Linked DNA regions of Homo sapiens: all the other regions are linked to region 1. Evidence: chromatin contacts called from ENCODE Hi-C data. All regions are on one chromosome and are shown on one strand. Each heading gives the region's core, a stretch centred on a gene start or an enhancer-like site at or near the end of the contact. The rest is flanking DNA. Distances are from core to core; before and after follow the strand shown. Region 1 holds the start of ENTPD3-AS1 (ENTPD3, EIF1B and MYRIP antisense RNA 1). Region 2 overlaps SEC22C (SEC22 homolog C, vesicle trafficking protein). Region 3 holds the start of CCDC13 (coiled-coil domain containing 13).

Region 1 (3,437 bases), core at 938-3,437:
GCCTGCTACAGCCTTGAACTCATGGGCTCAAGCAGTTCTGCTTCAGCCTCCAGAATAGTTGGGACTACAGGAATACACCACCACACATGGGTTCCCAATATTGTGGTGGTATTTTATTCTTTAGATTTTTACCCAGGCCAGTGCAGAGAGGTGTTACCTTTTATCACTTGATTAAGGTGATGATCTTTGCCATGACAGTTCCCAGATGTATTTCAAGCCTTTCCTCTAAGCTCTATGCCAGCATATCTTCCCTGAGACTGCTCTAGCAGCCTCCTAAATTCTGTCTTTAATCTGTTCTCTGCTCAGCAGTTAGAGGGATCTTTTAAGTAAGTAAATCAGATCACATTATTTCCTGTTTTTAACAGTTCGATTGCTTTTCATAATATTTGGAATAAAATCTCAACTTCTTACTCTGGCCTTGTATCATATGCTTTAATACCCAGATACACCTTATGCCATCCCTCCTTCATTGTGTTGAAGCCACACTGGTCTTGAATGGGCCAAGCTCTCTCCTCCTCCATGACCTTTATACATGGTGTCTCTCTTGCCAGGAATGGTCTACCCATTGTTAATACTCATCGTGTAGCAGTGCCAACTTATCTCTTGTATTTTTTCCTAGATATTTTTCTGAGAGTTAACCAGGCTACCACATAAAAAAAGGTTAAGTCCCCACCCTTCTTTTTCTAGCTCACCTTGTTTCCCTCAGAGTTATCACAATTGCAATTGTTTGACTTGTTTTGCTGCCCACGTAGGTGTTGTTTCGTTCCAGTTAGAATAAGTTCCATGAGGGCAGGACCTTTGCTGTCTTTTCTGTTTTATTTTCTCACCTTAGTCTGGTAAGGGGCTCAATAAATAGGTAGTGAATGAATCAGTCTTTAGGTCTTGTTGTCTTGCTTTATAATTTACAAAGCAAAAGATATGAATGAAGAAGAATGTTCATTTTAGCATTTTTTTTGCTACTATCTCCAAACTGGAAATTACCCAAAGGCCCATAAACAAGAGACTGGATAAATTGTGATAACAATCTATAGCAACGGAGTCTACAGCAACTACATGGAACAATGCGGATGAATTTCATAAATAACACTAACAAATAAGCTGACACAATATATCCTGTATGCTTTTATTTATATCAAATTCAAAACAGGCAAAACTAATCTACAGTTCTTATAAGTAATGATCATATTTACCTTTGGTGCAGGCAGCAGTGGCTAAAGGGGAAAAGGGGAGCTTCTGAGCTGCTGGCCATGTTGTTTCTTCATCTGGTGTTAACTACGGGAGTGTGTTATTATTTTTGTTTTAAATTTTTTTAGAGACGGGTCTTGCTATGTTGCCCAGGCTGATCTGGTACTCCTGGCCTCAAGCCATTCTCCTGCCTAAGCCTCCCGAGTAGCTGGGATTAGGGGCACGGGCCACCCCGCCTGGCTGAAGTGTTTGCTTGTGAAAATTCAGAGCCCTATCCATATGGTTTATGCGTTTTCTCACCAAATGTATGTTAACCTAAAAAGTTTTTTTTTAATGCAGTTTCCTGGCTGTACAACCAGAGAACTTTATTTGCAGGTCTGGTGAGGGGCAAGAATCTGCATATAAAAACAAGCTCTCAAACACACTTTGAACTTCCCCGAACACAATTTGAGAAACACTTTGGGACTCCCCCTACAGTTACAGAATTATTTTCTAAAGTACATTATCTTGTTATATCACTCCTGTTTAAAGTTGATTTTTATCCCCTATCTTACAGGATATAGTCCAAACTCCCTAGTCTGGCATTCAAGGCACTCCAAAATCTTACTCCCAAACACCTTCCTAGCTTTTTTCTCCGACCATTCTGCGTCTCTCATTCCTATTTCCCGCAGCATTTCATGCAGCTTGAGCCCCCTGTTTCCTAAAATGTGCTCCCCACAAGCATCTCGAGATCCCCATCCCAGGCAGCCCCAGGCAGTTTTTAAGTTTCTACCAAGCTCCACTATACTGGCAAGGCAACTTTCCCCAAGCAAGTCTTGTTTCCTTCGGAAGGTCGCAGGCGCCCAGGAATGAACAGGATAACTGCTAGTGGCTCCAGATGTCAGAAAACAGATGACCAGATCGAGCACGCGCAGATCTCTGGTTGGTCGGCTGTGTGCCTCCGGAAGGCCCGCCCTGCTCGTCCAATCACGGAGAGGGAGGGCACGTTGAGAGTGATGCCAGGAATCAAGATGGCCGCCTGGGACCGCTCTCAGCCCCTTCGGCCTCTACCTGAAGAGCCACGCCCCGTCTGCTACACCCAACTGATTGGTTCCTCAATCACAGAGAGGAAAGGCAACATGAGGATGACGTCAGTTACAAATATGGCGTTTTGGACGGGCTCGATAGTTTGCTTGGCCTCTACTCAAGGTGCGTCCGGACGTCCAATCACCAAGGGGCGCAGTCGGCTCTTAAATGTGGAGGCAGGGGCCTAGACACTCAGGCTTAGGGGATGTCAGCTGGTACTGTGTACGAGCTGTCCTGTAAACCGTCGCCCGTCCCCTGAAGCCGCGCCCCTCTTCTCTTGCTTGTTGCAAGGGACGGATGTGAAGGGCTGGGCGGGCGTCGAGCTTTGGGTTCTTGCAGTGGGTCATAGACCTGAGGGCACTAGTCCCGCGGCCCAGATGGGGGATGCGAGGGACAGTAGGAGCACGTCCACTTGTCCCACAGTCTCTGCGGTGTCACGAGGCCAGGACTGCCTGCCTGTAACCAGATTGGCCCCTGTATTTGTCAGCTTCAGCTGACTAGATATGTCTCAGTTTTGTTTGTTCAGACACTGGCGATGGGGGCGTCAGTTTAGCAGACAAAATATTTACCTGTAGCCCCAAAGAAAAAGAAACATAAGTCAGTACAAGAATCAAACCAAAAGCTGTGCAGAACCCTGACTTTCTTTCTTGTTCTTAATAACTAACCTTCCAGAGAAGTGACCTAACCCTAGTTATGACCAAATTGACATGGTAGCCATGTGCATAACTACCTGGCAACGTGGACAGGTGCATTTGTATTTAGGAGTGAAAAAATGTTTGTTGTATCAGTTTTTGAAATTTGCAATCTTAGGAACCCTGAAGCTGAGCAAGACTGTTCAAGCCCAGTCAGCCTAAGACCACCAGGGACAAACCTGTAGTCAGCAAAACCAGGTCTATCGATCTTTTTTAATGAGGGAGATTGCACACCAGAGACACCATGGGACATTTTACCAGGGGAAGGAAAATATAAAGTTACAGGATTTTGAGGAAGTGTAAAGTTTAGATGGAACTTAAATGAAGCAGGGTTTTAATAGCCTCAAAACAAAGCAGGACTGTGAAAAAGGGTCAACATCAGGCCTAGACTGCAGAGTGGACCCATTGTCCTGTTTTTTTGAAAACCTTTTCTGAAGCTTTGCAACTGGCTGCTTGTAAATTGAAGCTGTATCTCTGTGTTAAAGTGACTTAGGT
Region 2 (3,413 bases), core at 867-3,366, 2.1 Mb before region 1:
CCAGGCTGGTTTTGAACTCCTGGGCTGACGTGATCTGCTGCCTGCCTCAGCCTCCCAGAGTGCTGGCATTACAGGTGTGTGCCAAAAATTGTTTTAGGATTTTTCAGCCTGATCCCTATTGACATTTTTGCATCAGATAATTCTTTATTTTGGAGGCTGTCCTGTGCATTCATTGTAGGATGTTTAGAAGCATTCCTGGCCTCTATCCACTAGATGCCAGTAGCAGCCTGTCTCTAGTTGTGACAACCAGAAATGACTCCAGACATGGCCAAATATCCACTGGGGGGCAGATTGCCCCTGGTTGAGAACCACTGCTTTAGATAGAAAGGAAATTAAGCACTTGAAAAACCTGTGCTTGCCTGGAAAAGAGCCTTTTTCTGGAAGAAACTTTACTCAAATACCCACATCCATTCTGTCCATCATTTCTTGGCTTTTTTCCCTCTAACTTCTGCTGCTTTTACAATTAATATGTTTGTAATTCTATGTTTAACATAGTGAACCTATCATTAGTGTAGGTCTAGTTAATGTCTTCGTTTATTTTTCTTTCATGTAGAAATTACTTACACTAGACACTTGTTTTTTTTCCATTGTGAAGCTCCTAATTTCCGAATGGAACCAGTGACAGCCCTGGGTATCCTCTCCCTCATTCTCAACATCATGTGTGCTGCCCTGAATCTCATTCGAGGAGTTCACCTTGCAGAACATTCTTTACAGGTAACCTTTTTTTTTTTTTTAAAACAGTTTAAATTGAAGGACATATGATAGAAGAAAGTGATAGGGATACATTTTATCTATAAAACTGAGGTTTTATAATTTTTCAAAACTAATATGAATTTTATTATAAATTTTATTCTTTGTAGTAAGTGAATGAATATGAAGGTTGCTCTTTTATGTCTATTGTCCTAAGAAGCAGGAGGGGCCTGCCAAGATATTGGTAAGAAATGGAGAATTTGCTACAAGGACATTAGACCACCCTGTGGCTCTTGGGACCCCAGGAGTCACTCCAGGGACTGGATTATTTACCCAGGACAAAAGGTTCATTCTCTGATTTTAAGGTTCAGGTTCTTTTTCTCCTGAGAAAAGGTTGTCCCATAATCTGATTTGTATAATGCAGATGCCACCTTCCTTGTGTCTTTGTCGAAGAATTATATGTCACTAGGAAGTTCCTTCACTGGTCTGCTCATTTCAAAGGAACTTACTATTTCAGTGCTTTTTAAAAACAGTTTTAAAATTTTGAAGTATTTTGAGAAGTATTTCAAGAAGGTATCGGCCGGGTGTGGTGACTCACTCCTGTAATTCCAGCACTTCTGGGAGGTTGAGGTGGGTGGATCACATGAGGTCAGGAGTTTGAGACCAGCCTGATCAACATGGTGAAAACCCATCTCTACTAAAAATACAAAATTAGCTGGGCGTGGTGGCGCATGCCTGTAATCCCAGCTACTCAGGAGGCTGAGGTGGGAGAGTCGCTTGAAACTGGGAGGCAGGGGTTGCAGTGAGCCAAAATTGCGCCACTGCACTCTAGCCTGGGCGACAAAAGCAAAACTCCGTCTCAAAAAAAGAAAACAAAAACAAAAAAGAGGAGGTATAAAACCATTATTAGCATCAACAAATAGATATTACTTTTAAAGATAGTGCCACCATACTCACACCCATGCATATAGTGGGTAAAGTCTGAAGCATGACTGTTGTTGAACCTCAGGAGACTGATGTAGACTGACCTGTTTGGAGAATGGCAGCAGGCCTGTGTTATGAGTGGTAACTGCCTGTTACCACATCCTGTCTTTGATCAATGTGTGTTGTGGTTTCTACTCTTATTGTTTATGATTGCTCTTAGCCAGATACTTACCAACTGTCTGTTTGTTTGTATACATTAGAATTAGTACCTGGCCAGCAAGATGGTTAAGACATAGTCCCTGCCTTGGGGGCTCTCATGGCCCAAAACAGTGTATGGTGGCAATCCTAAAGAGGCGGCAGTGCCTGGAGATGGGAGGAATTAGAGAAAGCTAGGTCTTAACAGATGCTTAGGTTTCTGAGAGGTGGAGGGATTGGCGGCCCATTCCAGGTTGCAGACTTAGCACAGTCACATGGGGACAGGAGGCACATGCTGTGACCAAGCTGTTGAAAACGATTGTATGCTAACCCTGATCTGGTGCATAAACAGGAACTTGTGTCTCACCCAGCCAGGGATTTTGTACTGTCAACCATACCAGACAGAAGGCAGAGTAAAGTGCTTTATGTCACAGTGTTTCCTTTCATCTAAATATCCCTTTCCTTGTGTTCCTTGTATTTGTTTTAGGTTGCCCATGAGGAAATTGGAAACATTCTGGCTTTTCTTGTTCCTTTCGTAGCCTGCATTTTCCAGGTGGGTGAAACGATATTTTGGTCAGTGGATTAAATCCATGACCTTACTTTGTTCTTCTGTTCATCTATCAGCAAGTTTCTAGATGTGATTTTTGTTCCACCAAGGTCATGGTTCACATCATGGACAATACCAAGCCCTTAGTGGAGGACCTTAGGCCCATCCTGGCCAGTCCTCTCATTTTACAGAGGAAGAACTTTGTGCTCATAAAGGGAAAGCCCCTTGTTCAAGGCCAAGGGGCTATTGACAGCAGCAGAACAGAAACCAGCAGTTTGGATTTGACTTCCCAGAAGGGAGGGATGAGATTACATAGGGATTGGATTAGGCCTGACTAGTGAGTGGCAAGATATTGCCTTGTGCTTATTATTAGGACAGTCCAAGCACAGAAATGTCCTTCTATAAAAGTAGCATCTGTGTACATGTAGTTTTTAAAATATAGGTCTAGGCAGGCATTGTGGCTCACACCTGTAATCCCAGTACTTTTCAAGGCCAAGGTGGGAGGATCACTTTAGGCCTGGAGTTTGAGACCAACCAGGGCAACATAGCAAGACCCCATCTCTGAACTTTTTTTTTCTTTTTTTTTTTTGAGACGGAGTCTTGCACTGTTGCCCAGGCTGGAGTGCAGTGGCACAATCTTGGCTCACTGCAAGCTCTGCCTCCCGGGTTCACGCCATTCTCCTGCCTCAGCCTCCTAAGTAGCTGGGACTGTAGGTGCCCACCACCACACCTGGCTAATTTTTTTTGTACTTTTAGTAGAGACGGGGTTTCACCATGTTAGCCAGGATGGTCTCGATCTCCTGACCTTGTGATCCACCCGCCTCGGCCGCCCAAAGTGCTGGGATTACAGGCATGAGCCACCACGCCCGACCTCTGCAAAAAATTTTTTAAAAAATATATACATATATAAGACTAGGTCAAAGAACTGCTGATTTTTTTGTTGTTGTTGTTGTTGTTGTTTTAAATAGTAATACCTTCTGACTCAGACCTGTTCTTTAGGAACTGAAGCAAACATTAGAACATTAACTAGAGGGTTTTGATTAGTTATTTTCATATA
Region 3 (3,396 bases), core at 256-2,755, 2.3 Mb before region 1:
TCTAATACATACATTCTAGAATGTCGGTTCTGAAATTCTCTTGCATCCTTAATTTTCTCACAGCATGTTCTTATTTTAATGAAAACCTGGCTTTCTGCTAGGATCCATGCTTTCCAGAAGCCCTCTAAGTAGACCTGGCTATTCCTTTTCCTATGCCACATAGTCCCATCGTGGTCATGAGGCAAACGAATGATACTCCCCACTACACACACCATTTAAAAAAAACCCTAATCCTTTGAGGCTCACATCTACCTGAATCCTACTCTTTATCCTGTCTCTCTTTGCTGCCACCTGTATATTATACGTCTCCCACCCTCAGCTCACCAGGCAGCAATTGGAGACCAACGGGAAAGATCCATTTTTCCTTTATCAGGAAACTTCGGGTTTATACCTGCAGTGCTGATGGCAGTCTAGTGCCGTATCTTATGTATGCATGTCTATGGGATGGGTATTCATTCACCTTATGAGGAAAAAAAATAGAAAAACAACTGCCAAGGTTTTCAAATTATGAAGTCCTGGATAAATATTTGGGCAGGAGCTGTGGCTCACGCCTGTAATCCCGGCACTTTAGGAGGCCAAGGTGGGCGGATCACCTGAGGTCAGGAGTTCAAGACCAGCCTGGTCAACATGGTGAAACCCCGTCTCCACTAAAAATAAAAAAATTAGCCAGGTGTGGTGGCGGGTGCCTGTAATCCCAGCTACTCAGGAGGCTGAGGCAGGAGAATCGCTTGAACCTGGGAAATGGAGGTTGCAATGAGCTGAGATCGCACCACTGCACTCCAGCCTGGGCGACACAGCGAGACTCTATCATAGATAGATAGATAGATTAGATAGATAGATAGATAGAAAGAAATCTCCCTTGAATCATCTTTCCTAGAAATTTGCCTCCCACCCCCATATTGCCCTGAAATATAGTAGTGTCTTACATTGGAAGGTGCCATTTAAAAAAAAAAAAACAAGTATTTTCCTTTATGAAAATAAACGATGTTCATTATTTTAAAAATTCTCTAAAGTGTAAAAATAAAAACACAGCACTGCTATTCCACCACCCAAATATAACCACTTTTAATATTTCTATTTCGGTCTTGTTTTAGTGCCTAGTTTGAAATAAACACAACTTTATTTATTTAGCATTGCTATATTGCGTCCTGCTTCCTTCACTCACCATCATAACATGGCCTTTCCCCACACTGTTTTACATTTTTCAAATATATCTGAATGGCTACTTTAAATTTCATGGTGAGATCGTTCGCTTTTTAACTCCCCAACAGGAGAGCGGAATGGGCATCTCTGTGCAGAACGTTTGGTCCACAAAACTTTTTTAAAAATATACTCCAGAAGATTTAAAATCTCCAGCGCACTCGAGATCGTGCTCGCTTGGATCCAGCCCAGCGCGCCATCAGCGCCTCTGTCACTTTCAGAACTCTTGGCGCCCCCTCGGCCCCCGTAGAGTAGCGTTGAAAACGCGCAAGTGACGTCGCTTGTTTCCCTGGTGACGGTTGCCAGGGCAGCGCGTGTCGGCGTCCGGAGGAGGTGACCTAGCCGCCGCGGTCCTAGAAGGGAGAAGTGGAGAGAGACCGCTGTAAGTGCCGGGGAGAGCGGAAGGGCCCGGGCCGGAGCTGGGAAAGCCCGCAGCTGCCGGGGGCGCGGAACCGAGCCCGAGCGCAACCCCAGCCCGAGCGCGCTGCCACTGGCCGGGCGCTCACCGCGTGCTGGGCGCCCAGCGAGGACTCTTCCCCTTCGTCCTTTGAATCTTCACACACAGCCCTCTTCTAACCCAGGCAGACGCTTATTTTCCATGCAGTACATGGGTTAATGAGGCGCAGAGGGTGGGTCGCCTGCCCCAAAGTCATAGCGTAGATGGCACAGTCAGAACTCGAACTCAGGTCCGCCTGACAAGCGCTGTTTGCTGGGCCTCTGCCACTGGGCCCTCTCGCACCGCACTGAAAGATGCGACCCGACGGCGTGCACTTCCGCATCTCCCAGTTCCCCTTCCAGGCCCAGCCCCCACAGGACTGGGGACTCGCAAGAGGGAGTTCCCCTCCAAGCCCGGAGTCCAGCCCTGAGAACCAGAGCATCACCCCGCTCCCATCCCAAACCCATCCCTACGAAGATGCTAGCAGTGCACAGAGCGCCAAACTAGGCATCCGTGGGCGGCCTCCCCACACCTCCAGGCCCCTAGACTGTTGTTGAGAATACTCGAAAAGAACACAGTAAAAGAAAAGAAGAAAGAGAAGGAGAGGGGAAGAGAAAAACAATGAAAAAAGTGGCAGGCCGATGGGGCAAGGGGTCTCAATCCTTCCTCACTGGTCCCTGTCACCTATGGTCCCATATCCTGTGGGATCTTGCTTCCTCATAGGACTCCAGAGTGCATGCCACTCTTCCTACTCCCTGGCTCTAAGTCCTACCTGAGCCAAGAGTTCTTTCCATGCAGCTCTAGCCTTTACTTTATTTTTTTTATTATTACTTTTTTTTTTTTTTTTTTTTTTTGACGGAGTCTCGCTCTATCGCCCAGGCTGGAGTGCAGTAGCGCGATCTTGGCTCATTGCAACCTCTGCCTCCCAGGTTCAAGCGATTCTCCTGCCTTGGGCTCGAGTAGCTGGGATTACAGGCGCCCGCCACCATGCCTGGCTAATTTTGGTATTTTTAGTAGAGATGGGGTTTCACCATGTTGGCCAGGCTGGTCTCAAACTCCTGACCTCAGGTGATCCACCCACCTCAGCCTCCCAAAGTTTTGGGATTACACGCATGAGCCACCACGCCCGGCTTAGCCTTTACTTTTAAAAGAAAATAGACTTAAAGCAGATTTTTAGAAGCATTAAACAAAAAACAGTTCCTTTATGTATTCCGTATTCCCATTTCCTCTGTTGTTAACATCTTACACATTGCATTGGTGTGGTACATTTGTTATCATTGATACAACTATACTGGTATGTTATTACTAACTAAAGTCCATAGTTTACATTAGAGTTCATCTGTTGTTGTTGTTGCTGCTGCTGTATTGAGACAGGGTCTCACTTTGTCACCCAGGCTGGAGTGCGGTGGCATGATCATGGCTCACAGTAGCCTCCAACCCCTGGGCTCAAGCAATCCTCCCACCTCAGCCTCCTGAGTAACTGGGAACACAGGCACATGCCACCATGCCCAGCTAATTTTTTTATTTTTTGTAAAGCTATGGTCTTGCTATGTTGCCCAAGCTGGTCTCAAACTCCTGGCCTCAAGTGGTCCTCCCACCTTGGCTTCGTAGAGTGTTGAGATTACAGGTGTGAGTCATCACACCTGGCCAGTGTTCATTGCTTAAGGTTGCACAGGTCTACAAGTTTTGCTAAATGTGTAATGCTGTGTATCCACCAGTAAAGTATACAGAACAGTTTCACCTCCCCAAAAACCCCCTAG

What was found. A loop is a pair of places that touch in the nucleus more often than their neighbours do. Pooled maps may share reads with other maps.
Region 2: a loop to region 1 is called in a pooled map, with 5 times the contacts of the local background. The contact joins the enhancer-like site here to the promoter of ENTPD3-AS1 in region 1. A Hi-C loop is called at or near these places in 2 of 50 pooled maps.
Region 3: a loop to region 1 is called in a map of CD14-positive monocyte, with 11 times the contacts of the local background. The contact joins the promoter of CCDC13 here to the promoter of ENTPD3-AS1 in region 1. A Hi-C loop is called at or near these places in 1 of 168 maps with a recorded cell type or tissue (CD14-positive monocyte), 1 of 37 single-sample maps with no recorded cell type and 8 of 50 pooled maps.

The regions. Positions count from the first base shown.
Region 1 is chr3:40,452,058-40,455,494 of GRCh38, reverse strand. ENTPD3-AS1 (ENTPD3, EIF1B and MYRIP antisense RNA 1) reads left to right here and starts at 2,187. Exons shown (of 4, transcript NR_040100.1): 1 at 2,187-2,373. RefSeq lists enhancers at 2,294-2,363, 2,384-2,453.
Region 2 is chr3:42,554,879-42,558,291 of GRCh38, reverse strand. It overlaps SEC22C (SEC22 homolog C, vesicle trafficking protein), which reads left to right. Exons shown (of 7, transcript NM_032970.4): 5 at 596-714; 6 at 2,297-2,362. Among named protein-coding and RNA genes, the nearest start is that of VIPR1-AS1, 24 kb to the right of the region's middle. Within about 2 kb of position 2,116, at least 3 of the 41 ENCODE cell types and tissues checked have a DNase peak (open chromatin) inside an H3K27ac peak, as active enhancers do.
Region 3 is chr3:42,771,362-42,774,757 of GRCh38, reverse strand. CCDC13 (coiled-coil domain containing 13) reads left to right here and starts at 1,505. Exons shown (of 16, transcript NM_144719.4): 1 at 1,505-1,582. CCDC13-AS2 (CCDC13 antisense RNA 2) reads right to left here. Exons shown (of 2, transcript NR_122070.1): 2 at 1,123-1,553. RefSeq lists an enhancer at 1,325-1,494 and a silencer at 1,625-1,784.